Regions from separate parts of the Homo sapiens genome. Here region 2 is linked to region 1. A link is an interaction called in ENCODE POLR2A ChIA-PET data of the cell type or tissue named here. Cell type or tissue: MCF 10A. All regions are shown on one strand. Links, peaks and the distances in the headings refer to the core of each region. The heading gives the core; the rest is flanking DNA.

Region 1 (6,468 bases), core at 1,702-5,701:
ACTCACTTCTTATAAAATGAATGCCTTCATTCTATAAGGCATTACACTAATCCCATTCATGCAGGCAGAATTATCATGACCTAATAACCTCCCAAAAGGCCCCACTTCCTCATACTATCACCTGCAGGTTAGGATTTCAACATATGAATTTCTGGGGGACACAAACATTCAGATCATAGCACTAACCATTTTGTATTGCTCCTCCTTTGGATAAAATTTTGCCTTTACATGTAAAGTACCTTCTTATTTTATTCTGATAACTCATAGGACCTGCAAGTGTGCATAAATCTAGGTTAACATAAAAATTTTCACAGTATGCTTGAACTAAAAAAAGAAGAAAAATGATGACATAGGATCTTGAAATTCACTGTCAGTATGATGAGTCACCTTCAGGTTATTCTTACTCAGTTGATGCCCATCTCTTATCCAATCTCTCTCGAGATAGATGGATAGATAGGTAGATAGACAGACAGACAGATAGATACATAGATAGAATAGATATATAGGTATGCAATCTTTCTGTTTTTTACGGTATTTTGTATACAACATATGATAGCCAAAAGTAACAAAAATATAACTTAATTTGGTGGGAAAAAAACATTTAATTTATAACAAAACACAGGACAAGAAACTGGCTGAGTAGATACTATCAGAATCAATACATTTTAATTACCTGGAAAAAAATGGTTATTTCATGAAAATATTATTTTTTGTAGATGTTTATGCTTATCATGATTATAAATAATCATAATCATATTATCTGTAAATAGTATTTTATTAGCTACACAAATATTGCCTCTCAGAATAATGTCATTTTAGTATAATGAAAGGAGGTATGCTAGAAATTTTATTTGTTCAATATTATTACTGTATTTATCTTCCTATTAGGAGAAAACATGTAATGTACTATACATCTGCCAAAAATGTTTATAATCTTTAAAAATTTTCTCCAGGTATGATTATCAGTAGATAGTATTATTTCATTCCTAGCAATACCTAAGAATGAAAATTTTCTGGTAAAATGAGAATAAGAATTGATTGCTATATAAACAGGCCATGTTTTGTAAACATTAAAACCACTCAAATACTAGTCATAGTGATTATTAGCAGAGTCAGTTCATAAAGAGTAAATGTATGATATATGCAGCTTTACTCTTAGAATCTATATACTGGCACTGCTGGTGCAATTCATTTCCTGAGATCATTTTAAAACTGCATTAGCAGAAAATCTCACCAAACTGTTTTCTACATCATTTGAAGTGTAGTTTCCATAATTCTTCAGGAATGGAGAAAAGACTAACCTCTAAAGATGAAGTAATTTGATTCTGTCTCTTGACAGATATTCTTTAAAAATTAGGCTACTTTCAGCCATTCTATTGTGAGACTTCTATAAGAAATAATCAGATAGTGCTTTGGTTCCCAAGAAAATTTTTTTATATATTAGAAATTATGTGTTTCTGATATATAACATATATATATATATACACACACACACATACATGTATATTTCTGATATATATGTTTATATATGTATCACATACCAGGATATATGCCTTTGTGCTGGAGAGCATGTACTTGTATATATGTGTAAGGGTCTAGAAAATGCAATACTTTACAAAAGTTTTCAACAAACTGGGACATGTAATTATGTAATATAAGTAAAATGGCAAGCACAATAATTTTCTTGATTAATAACAAGCAATATCCTGATATGTTTTTCAGAGCATCATCTTGTTAGTTCAATTCTACGTGACATGTTTGTTTGTTTTTTTTTCTCACATTCCTCTTCCTCACCCAGACACTGACCTCATCCTTTGAGTAGCCACTGATACTGCTTTTTCTGGGAATGAGCCAGCATCCTGCTTTTATCTCTTCACCAAATACCTTGTGATTTTTTGTGCCACTACAACATATTACCTGAGCCTGGGTAATTTATAATAAGTGGACATTGTATTTCTCACAGTTCTGGAAACTGAGCAGCCCAATGTCAAGATGTTGGCATCTGGTAAGGGCCTTATTGCTGCATCATCCTATGGCAGAAGGGCAAAAGAGCATGGGGTGTGGCGTGGGGTAAAGAAAGAGAGCAGAAATTATTACATTTTTAAAATCAGAAATTCACTCCCAAGACAACTAACCCATTCCTGTAATAACAGCTTTAATTATGAGTGGAGAGTTCTTGTGACCTAATCACCTTTTAAAGGTACCACCTCTCAATTCTATTGCATTGGGGATTAAGTTTCCAACACATGAACTTTGGGGGACACATTCAAACCATAGCACAAGTATACTCGTCATACTGAGACCCCCAAGCACTGGCCTATATAATAAGATATCCATTAGGCTTCCAGCATTAATAGTCTTTTCTCCCATGTTTTCTTTTCCACTGAAAAACTTAAGGTAACTTTGTCTAAGGCCTGGATTATTGTTACATATAGACAGTCTCAATATTGAGAAGACAGTTTATAATTGACACAGCTTACTGAATTAAGCACTACTGGCTCCAAATAAGTATACATACTTACTTATGTAGACCAAAATATATCATGTATTTACATCTATTTTCTTAGATGTTCGTGGACCAAACACAATGTGAGATGACGAATGGAGACCTCGATGCACTAGCAGGCTGTTGATCTTATTTTAGAGTTTATTTCTTAGAGATAAGAGGGAGAATTCATATTAGGTGATCTTGCATTCTCAAAACTCAGAGCGTCAGTTTTCCTTTTCTCAAGTACTTTACAAGTCTACTGTCCTTTCTTTTCACACACCTTAAAAGTACTTCGGATAATATCTAAGACTACATGGTACATCTGTTTAATGAGTCACCACAATCTGTCATTGCCGGAATATTGTGATTTTCAAAAATATTCTGTGAGTGATTAACTAACCACATAGATATGTTTATAGATATCCACCACTAAAATGCAACTGTTTTGTTTTTTCACAATTACTAGGTCAAAATGCAAAAATTTGACTTTCTAAAACTGAACATTCTTATTTATACTTTCTTTCAATTTCTTCTTAGAGGAAATATGTTAAAGACAAAGCAGTAGAAAGTAAAAAGTGCTGTATGGTGTACAGAACGTTTATGTTGTGAACAGTTGTTTAACCTAGTTAGAAATTAACAGCAGACAAAATCCAGTATACACAATGTGACTCAGAACCAAATTGTCACATAACCAAGACAAAGGCATAACGGTACAACTTGGTGACTGATTCTAGCTTAGTTTACATAGTGACACACACACTACACAAGTAGGCACATGTCCTGGTCAGGACAAAGGCCAAGGCAATCTTCAAATCTAGGTTATTACAGTAAAACAAAAAGAGAGAGAGAGACAGGGAAAAAGAAACAGAAAGAGAGGAGAGGAGAAGTGGGGAGGAGAGGGGAGGGGAAAGAACTGAAAGAGGAGGGGAAGGAAGGCAGGAGAGAGGGGAGAATTGAAGGGAAGGAGAGGTGTGTGAATGGGAGGGGAGGAGAGTGAAGTGGCCAGAGAGTTGCTACATATCTCCAATAAAGAATAAATATGGGCCAGGCACTGTGGCTCATGCTTGTAATCCCAGCACTTTGGGAGGCTAAGGTGGGAAAATCAATTGAGGTCAGGAGTTTGAAACCAGCCCAGCCAATGTGACAAAACCCCATCTCTACTAAAAATACAAATATTAGCTGGGCATGGTGGTGGGCACCTGTAATCCCAGCTACTCAGGAAGCTGAGATGCTAGAATTGCTTGAACCTCGGGCTGGGGGAGAGGTTGCAGTGAGCCGAGATTGTACCCCTGTACTCCAGCCTGGGTGACAGAGTGAGACTCTGTCTCAAAAAAAAAAAAAAAAAAAAAAAAAAGAATAAATATGGACAGGGCTCTTTCACTCCAGAAGAACCAGACATGTATCTATTTGCAGAATGTCCTAGAATTTAAAAGAGCACTATGGCTATCTGGGTCAGTTATAGGAGAATTTGGAAACCTATGGACTTTCCTTGGGGACAAAAAAAAAAAAAAAAAAAAGCCCTCAGATTGCTGCCTGTCTGCAAAGTGGACTTAATCCACAATGAAATAAGTATGAAAATGAGGGTGACCATTGAACAAGGTCTGTACACTAAAGCCCATGGACCAGCTTCCTATTTTGATAAAGTTTTCTTGGAACATAGCCATACTCATTCACTTATGTATTGCCTAGGGCTACTTTTGAACTCCAGTGGCAGAGACTGGATGGCTTGCAAAGCCTAAAATATTTACTACCCAGTACTTTACAGAAAAAGTTTGCAAATCCACCACCTCATTCCCTATTGGGAAATGTTTATAGCAATTTGACTTGGCCATAACATCTAAGTATATGATCATGTGTCTAGTAATTTTCTTCTTGTATTTTACAAATTTATTGGTCCACAATTGATTGTCAGAGGGAAAAGGAAAAGAAAAGACTTTTCAACAAAGATATTTTAAGCAGTGCTGTTCTGCATTATATATATTTCAGGGCAGGGCAAATCTGTTCATAAAATTCATTTTATTTTAAGCGCACTGTTCTGATGCTTATTGCCTGACATTAAATTAGATTCAAGGGATGAGTCAAACTTGTCCTCTGACTGGACTTGAACTTTTTCAACACTTCTTTTGCAATAACAGTTTGTTGTTATTGATTGCTATTGTGAAAGCAGGTTTTTTTGATACCAATATAATACTGTTGTACAGTAAATTTTCCTAGGTACATATTGTGTTTCAGTAAGACTCTAGCTCTTAAAGGGTGTCATTGCAATACAAGTTTATAAAATTTGCATATAAATTATGTTTTTTAAGAATTAAAAATTTCCAAACCTGAATGAGATTTCCAAACCTGAATGAGGTCAGCATGGATCTGATGGAAATTCATTTAACCTTACAAGAACTTAGTGAATTTTTCTTTTTTTTTTTTTTTTTTTTGAGACAGAGTCTTGTTATGTCACCCAGGCTGGAGTGCAGTGGTGGGATCTCAGCTCATTGCATTCTCCGCCTCCTGTGTTCAAGTGATTCTGGGGCCTCAGCCTCCCGAATAGATGGGACTACAGATATGTGCCATCACGCCCAGCTAATTTTTGTATTTTTAGTAGAGATAGAGTTTCACCATGTTTGCTAGGCTGGTCTCAAACTCCTGACCTCCAGTGATCTGCCTGCCTCAGTCTCCCAAAGTGCTGGGAGTGCTGGGATTACAAATGTGAGCCACTGTACCCAGCCGTATTTTGCTTTTTCTTATTATTAACAGTTTGATTTATCTGCAAACCTGCTTGTTTATAAAACAAAATCTGGATCATTTTTAGGAGAAAGTTAATGGCTTTCTCTAACTTTAAAACTTTAAGTAGCAATAGAAAATTATGAAATAGCATAAAACATTCTGGGTTACTTGATTGTGTGTTAACAGAGAAAATAGCTTGAAATGGCCAGGCAAGGTAGCTGACACCTGTAATCCCAGCACTTTGGGAGTCTGAGGCAGGTGGATCATGAGGTCAGTAGTTCGAGACCATCCTGGCCAACATGGTGAAACCCCGTCTATACTAAAAATATAAAAATTAGCCAGGCATGGTGGTGCATGCCTGTAATCCCAGCTACTTGGAAGGCTGAGGCAGGAGAATCACTTAAACCCGGGAGGCAGAGGTTACAGTGAGCCGAGGTCGCGCCATACTGCACTCCGGCCCGGGTGACAGAGTGAGACTCTGTCTCAAAAAAAAAAAAAAAAAAAAAAGGAAAATAGTTTGAAAATGTATTTTATGATAAAACTGCATAGAATCACACATATGAACACACAAACACACAAGGTGCATGTAAAACATGAAATCTGTGTAAGCTCTGTAGATTGTATCAATGCTGATTTCCTAGTTTTGTACTACAGTTATGCAGGATGTTAATCATTGGGGGAAAATTAGTTAATAGTACACGAGATCTCCTTGTACCTTTTTTTAAATATTTCCTATGAAGCTATCATTATTTTACAATAAAAAGCTAAAAATGTGCTAAATTTATTAAATTAAACTGTACTGTTTTAAGAAAGTTTAGTTATGAGCAGTTTATTACCAAAGAAAATAATTAGGTAATCTTTGAGAAAGAAAGCTAGTCAATAGCTTGCTTTCTTTAGGAATCTTAGTAATCTTGATAATCTTGCATTAGAATCATCGCTCGGCAATTTAACAAGATTTAAGGCTGACCAGAAGACAACGACTTTCTAACCTGTACTTGAAGTTTTTGTAATGAGACTGAGACTCATCTGTCATGGGTTCTTAAACTTGATTTGGAGAGTGGGCCAGGCTACTGGTTTGGCTCCTATATTCCTCTGAAAGGGATGAAACTGACTACCTAATTAATAGTCTACTTAAAGGATCACGAGCATCTCAGGTCCCTGATGAGAATTAGTTACTATTAACCTACTTGCAGATAATCAAGAATTAATATTATTTTAGATTCAATTATGATTTCAGAAAATATATCACCTAACAATATACA
Region 2 (6,468 bases), core at 787-4,786, 66 kb before region 1:
CTAATAACTTCTCCCCTTGTTTACTCCAACTGCCTCTTTTCTGATCCATCTAATTTTGTTCCTGTTCCCAGCCAGTTTATTCTCCATATTGCTATCAAAGAAATAATTCTAAAATGCAAATTATATTATGTTCCCTCCTTAAATCCATTCCTCTGTACTCCAGGAATATCCTGTGAAGCTCATGATTTACTCCTAAGCAAAATAGTGCACTATGACATGGACAAAAATTAAGAGTAATTTTTTTAATGGACTAAAGGAACAGTGTGATTAGATCTTTCCAATGTCAAATATAATAACTGAGTCATTCTGGGAAATTTCCCCTTTGATCTGGGTGTACTTATTTCCTAGTATGAACTATCCAAGACAACAATCATAAGTATTCAAGTACGTTTCTAATAATACTTGTTGAATGAGGTTATAAGAAGTTATTACATGTAAAGAAGAAAGGGAGAAAGAGAGAAAGAGGGGAAGAAGGAAAGCAAAAGAGAAAGAAAATAAGGTAAAATAGTAGGAAAGGAAAAGCCTTTCATTTTATTCCATTTGCCTATTTAAATGTAGAAAATGTCAGGTGATATTTAAGGAGATGATAATAGTATATTAATTACTAATTGATGTTTTGTGTGTATGAAGAAGGGTCTAAACAGAAAATGTCTATGTATTCATTAACTTCCAAATTATGTAATTTAAAATCTCTTTGTCAGCTTACAAACAGCCAAAAGAAAAATACTCAGCTATCTTAGAGGAACTTCTGTAATGGCCAACTATTGAAATAGTGGGTCTTGCAAAGAAAATAAGTTTTTTTTTCATGAAAGAAGACATAAATAAATATTCATTATCTATCAAGGACCTTTGAAATGCTAAGTAAGAAGCCTATTATATGACTTTCTTCACAGAATTGGGAAAAACTACTTTAAAGTTCATATGGAACCATAAAAGAGCCCACATTGCCAGGACAATCATAAGCCAAAAGAACAAAGCTGGGGACATCATGCTACCTGACTGCAAACTATACTACAAGGCTAGAGTAACCAAAACAGCATGGTACTGGTACCAAAACAGAGATATAGACCAAAGGAACAGAACAGAGCCCTCAGAAATAATACTACACATCTACAACCATCTGATCTTTGACAAACCTGAGAATAACAAGAAATGGGGAAACGATTCCCTATTTAATAAATGGTGCTGGGAAAACTGGCTAGCCATATGTAGAAAGCTGAAACTGGATCCCTTCCTTACACCTTATACAAAAATTAATTTAAGATGGATTAAAGACTTAAATGTTAGACCTAAAACCATAAAAACCCTAGAAGAAAACCTAGGCAATACCATTTAGGACATAGGCATGGACAAGGACTTCATATCTAAAACACCAAAAGCAATGGTGACAAAAGCCAAAAATTGACAAATGGGATCTAATTAAACAAAAGAGCTTCTGCACAGTAAAAGAAACTACCATCAGAATGAACAGGCAACCTACAGAATGGGAGAAAATTTTTGCAATCTACTCATCTGACAAAGGGCTGATATCCAGAATCTACAAAGAACTCAAACAAATTTGCAAGAAAAAAACAAACAACCCCATCAAAAAGTGGGCAAAGAATATGAACAGACACTTCTCAAAAGAAGACGTTTATGCAGCCAACAGACACGTGAAAAAATGCTCATCATCACTGGCCATCAGAGAAATGCAAATCAAAACCACAATGAGATACCGTCTCATACCAGTTAGAATGGCGAACATTAAAAACTCAGGAAACAACAGGTGCTAGAGAAGATGTGGAGAAATAGGAACGCTTTTACACTGTTGGTGGGACTGTAAACTGGTTCAACCATGGTGGAAGACAGTGTGCAGCGATTCCTCAAAGATCTAGAACTAGAAATATCATTTGACCCAGCCATCCCGTTACTGGGTATATACCCAAAGGATTATAGATCATGCTGCTATAAAGACACATGCACACGTATGTTTATTGCGGCACTATTCACAATAGCAAAGACTTGGAACCAACCCAAATGTACATTAATGATAGACCGGATTAAGAAAATGTGGCACATATACACCATGGAATACTATGCAGCCATAAAAAAATGATGAGTTCATGTCCTTTGTAGGGACATGGATGAAGCTGGAAACCATCATTCTCAGCAACCTATCGCAAGGACAGAAAACCAAACACTGCATGTTCTCACTCATAGGTGGAAATTGAACAATGAGAACACTTGGACACAGGAAGGGGAACATCACACACCGGGGCTGTCATGGGGTAGGAGGAGGGGGGAGGGATAGCATTAGGAGAATGATGAGTTAATGGGTGCAGCACACCAACATGGCACATGTATACATATGTAACAAACCTGCACGCTGTGCACATGTACCCTAAAACTTAAAGTGTAATAAAAAAAGAAATACTATTGCTATTATCATTATTATTGTTATTCCCATTTTACAACTAAAAAGGAGAGATTAAATAGAAGGCATTTAAACTCAGAGAGATTAAATGGCGAGCATAACTTACAGTGAATGACAGATACAGGTCAGATGTTGCCGTCCTTCATAGAAAAGACTCATGGCCATTGAATGCAACATCAGCAGCATAGGAAGGCCTTCGTGGAGGACCCTTAGTTTGCATGTAGTCAGCCTCGGAACAGACCCTGCAATAGTAACTTTAATTTTATTCATTGTAACTTTCAATTCTATTTCTAACTAGGTAAGTCTTATTATGAAAGAGATGGTTCAGGCAACCCAGGAACTACCTGGCCAAGATAACTTAATATCACTTCAAATCCAGGAACAGGGAGAAAATAAGACATTCATAATCTAAAACTAAGTTACAACTTAGCCAAATATGCAAATATGTTTCTTGGCCATATTGTTCTGCTATGCATACTTAAGGAATCTTTTGAATTCCCATTATTATATGTTGAAATGATAACACTTGAAACTGTTAAAAATAACACCTTGAATAGATTTATGAATAGTCTATTTAGAAAATTAATTTATTCTTGTTATATTAATTAAGTAATTGGAAACAACTTGGGTTCTTACTACATATCAGGTATTGCTTATGCAGTGATGTCCAGGACAAATAGAGCCCCTTATTCCCTCAAGCTCACAACATATCAAGTAAGGTAGATAGTGAGCAAACTTATTTTTAAGTTATAGTTATATTAAGTACTAAAAAGAGAAATATGTAGATTACGAATGGGGATAAATTAGGGATTTAAGATAGCCAGAATACTAAAGTGTGTTTTCTCTAGAAAAAAATACACTTTCAACATAGACCGTAAGCATGGGTAGAAGCTGGCTTGTCAATAAATATGAAAAAGTCTTTCCAGGCAGCATGAATAGCATGTACTAAGGCTACAAACTGGGAAGCATTTTGGTATCTCTTGATACATCTGGGAAAAAATAAATAAATGAATAATCATGCCAATGGATAATAGAGGCTTTTAGGAGAATTGTGTGGAAAGGGTGGATATGCCTAGAAACGTGGGAACTGAGCTTATGTTGAGTCTTAGCCAACTAAGGATTTAAAAATTTATGTTAAGTCTAAGTAGTGATGAAACACTTTCATAAATTATTTTGATTAATGGATATGCAGTTACCCTTTATTTGTGTTCCAAAAATACATCCAACTTACTGTTGGTTTACTACCTTGCCCCATCAATTATGAGATCATTTAAGACAAATTGGCTAGATACTTTCCCATCACCAGCAAATAGGACTCATCCTAGAATAAAGTAAATGATTATACAAAAATATGTATTAAATGAATAGTATTTATATTCCCTCTAGAAAACAAAGAACCATTTTGTTTTCTTAATTTTCTTGTCATATTTGTATAAGGATGAAACTTTGGAAAATAACATTTAACCATGTAAATATGTTAAATAAACAGAACAATATTCAACATGTAAAAAGCAGCAGTACAATCTCCATCCACATTTTTAAGAATCTTAGTATTTCGACACATTTTTTAAGAATATGGACAGAAAATGTAACATATGGTGCCTTAGTTTATTACCCCTTCCATCATTGGTTATGTGAATCCCTACCTAACACTAATTATTCTGTATCATCCCATGCATGCACATATACTGTATACTATATATCTATATATTTATAACAATATATTGTATTGCTTTGGATGTTATCATGGTGTATGAGCCATTGGTAACTTTTTTTTCATTCATTCTTCTACTTCCAATAAAATAGTGTTTTCATCTTCCCTATCCTTGTCAACACTTACTATTACCAAATGTTTTGATTATTTTTTAAAGCAATGAGACTATCATTTTAACTTTATTTAAGAAGTCTTATTGTGCAGAAATCTTTTTTTAATTAAAGATAGTAATTGGTAGACATTTCTTTTGTAATTTGTATTTTTGTGTCCGTACTCTGCCATGGTAAAAGCATTCTTTTTTCTTTCCTCTAAAGGTTAAAAGTTTTTCTTGTCACATTTAGGAATTTAATCCATTTGGAAATTTTAAATCTATCCTAAAAAATCTGAATGTAGTATTTTCCCAATAACCTCAACTTTAGTAAACAATTATTTTTCACAAATTGTAGGAATCTTCAGACACATCAATTACCTATTTTTATGTGGGTCTCTTGTAAAAGTATTCAAGCTATTTCATTGGTTTTTATGCCTAACACTGTTTCCATTGTTATGGCTTTATTATAAGTTCAAACGGTGGCTTGCCAGTTATTTACTATTGTACATAGAAAGTAGCAAGTATCTTAGATTAGACCAGGGGTCCCAATCCCTGGGCCACAGACCAGTAACAGTCTATGGCCTATTAGGAACCAGGCCGCACAGCAGGAGGTGAGCGGTGGGCAAGCAAGCAAAGCTTCATCTGTATTTACAGCTGCTTCCCATAACTTGCGTTACTGCCTGAGCTCTGCCTCCTTTCAGATCAGCAGTGTCATTAGATTCTTATAAGAGCTCAAACTCTATTATGAACTGAGCATGCGAGAGATCTAGGTTGTGTGCTCCTTATGAGAATCTAATGCCTAATGATCTATCACTGTCTCCTATCGCCCCCAGGTGGGACCGCCTAGTTGCAGGAAAGCAAGCTCAGGGCTCGCGTTGATTCTACATTATGGTGAGTTGTACAATTACTTCATTATAATTACAATGTAATAATAGAAATAAAGTGTACAATAAATGTGATGCACTTGTATCATCTCTGGTACATGAAAAAATCATCTTCAGCCGGGTGTGGTGGCTCACACCTGCAATCCCAGTATTTTGGGAGACTGAGGCAGGCTGATCACCTGAGGTCAGGAGTTTGACACCAGCCTGGTCAATATGGTGAAACCTTGTCTCTACTAAAATACAAAAATTAGTCGGGCATGGTGGCGCATACCTGTAATCCCAGCTACTCAGGAGACTGAGGCAGGAGAATCACTTGAACCCGGGAGACGGAGGTTGCGGTGAGCCGAGATAGCACCACTGCAGTCCAGCCTTGGCAACAGAGCGAGACTCCACCTCAAAAAAAAAAAAAAAAAAAAAAAAAAGTCTTCCATGAAACCAGTCCCTGGTGCCAAAAATGTTGGGGCCACTGCCTTAGAAAGATATGTGTCAGGCTACCTATGAGCCAACCAAAGGCATTCATAATTTTTGTAACGTTCTTCTCAATATCTAGCATTTCCTTTTGCTTTTTTATTTTACATTGTCCATTTCTTCTGGCATGTCATCCACTTTTTCCATTAGAGCCATTGGCATATTGATTGTAGATTTTTAAAACTCCTAGTCTGATAATTCCAAAATCTTTTTCATATCTTGGTCTGCTTCTGATGTTTGCTTTGTCTCTTCAGACTGTGTTTTTTGCCTCTTAGATTACTTTGTAGTTTTAGTTGAAAGCCAGATATGATGTATGGAGTAAAAGAAACTGAGGTATATAGGCATTTAGTGTGAGATTTTCTATTTATGTGGCTGAATTAGGCTGTATTTGCTGTTTTCAGTCACTGTGATATTAGAGGCTAGAATTTTAATGTTTTTTTATTATTATTTTGTCTATTGTCTTGGAATTTTTTTCAGAAACCCCTTCTTCAAGCAGGATCTTAGTATTGCAACTCTTTTGGCTATAATCCTCTATTATACAATATTGATATGGTGGTAAGGTGTGGGAAGAGGGAAATCATACTTAGTCCTGTAATTCAATCTCAGTCTTTTAGTAAGCCTGAGTTCGTTCCTACCCTTTCTTCATGTTTTCAAAATCTACACAGGAACTGCAGTTGAGCATTTTCCTTCTCCCAGATTGGTTAGGCTTTGGTGCAACTCCAGTCATTAGGCTTTGCTAAAATTGTTCCCCTCAATGAATAATGAAGGTCTTATTAAGGAAAATAGAGAGCTCTGGGCGTATTTCAAAATGGTTCCTTTTTTCCCAAGCCCTGCCAGAAGCACTAGTGGAATTTCTTCCCAGATCTTCACAGTGAGAATTTGATAGGGTTCCTGGAAG

The links. ChIA-PET counts read pairs that join two places held together with the same protein. Peaks named below come from ENCODE experiments on the same cell type or tissue, not always from the same donor. Only the 100,000 strongest peaks of a DNase experiment are listed, where the experiment ranks them.
Region 2: POLR2A ChIA-PET joins it to region 1 with 6 read pairs; 2 of 35 experiments call an interaction of 5 or more read pairs at or near these places.

The regions. Positions count from the first base shown.
Region 1 is chr4:162,681,015-162,687,482 of GRCh38, forward strand. No RefSeq gene overlaps it. Among named protein-coding and RNA genes, the nearest start is that of MIR4454, 410 kb to the right of the region's middle. In MCF 10A, for the core only: no CTCF peak of the experiment used is centred there; a DNase peak (open chromatin) is centred at 3,247.
Region 2 is chr4:162,616,238-162,622,705 of GRCh38, forward strand. No RefSeq gene overlaps it. Among named protein-coding and RNA genes, the nearest start is that of FSTL5, 460 kb to the left of the region's middle. In MCF 10A, for the core only: no CTCF peak of the experiment used is centred there; no DNase peak of the experiment used is centred there.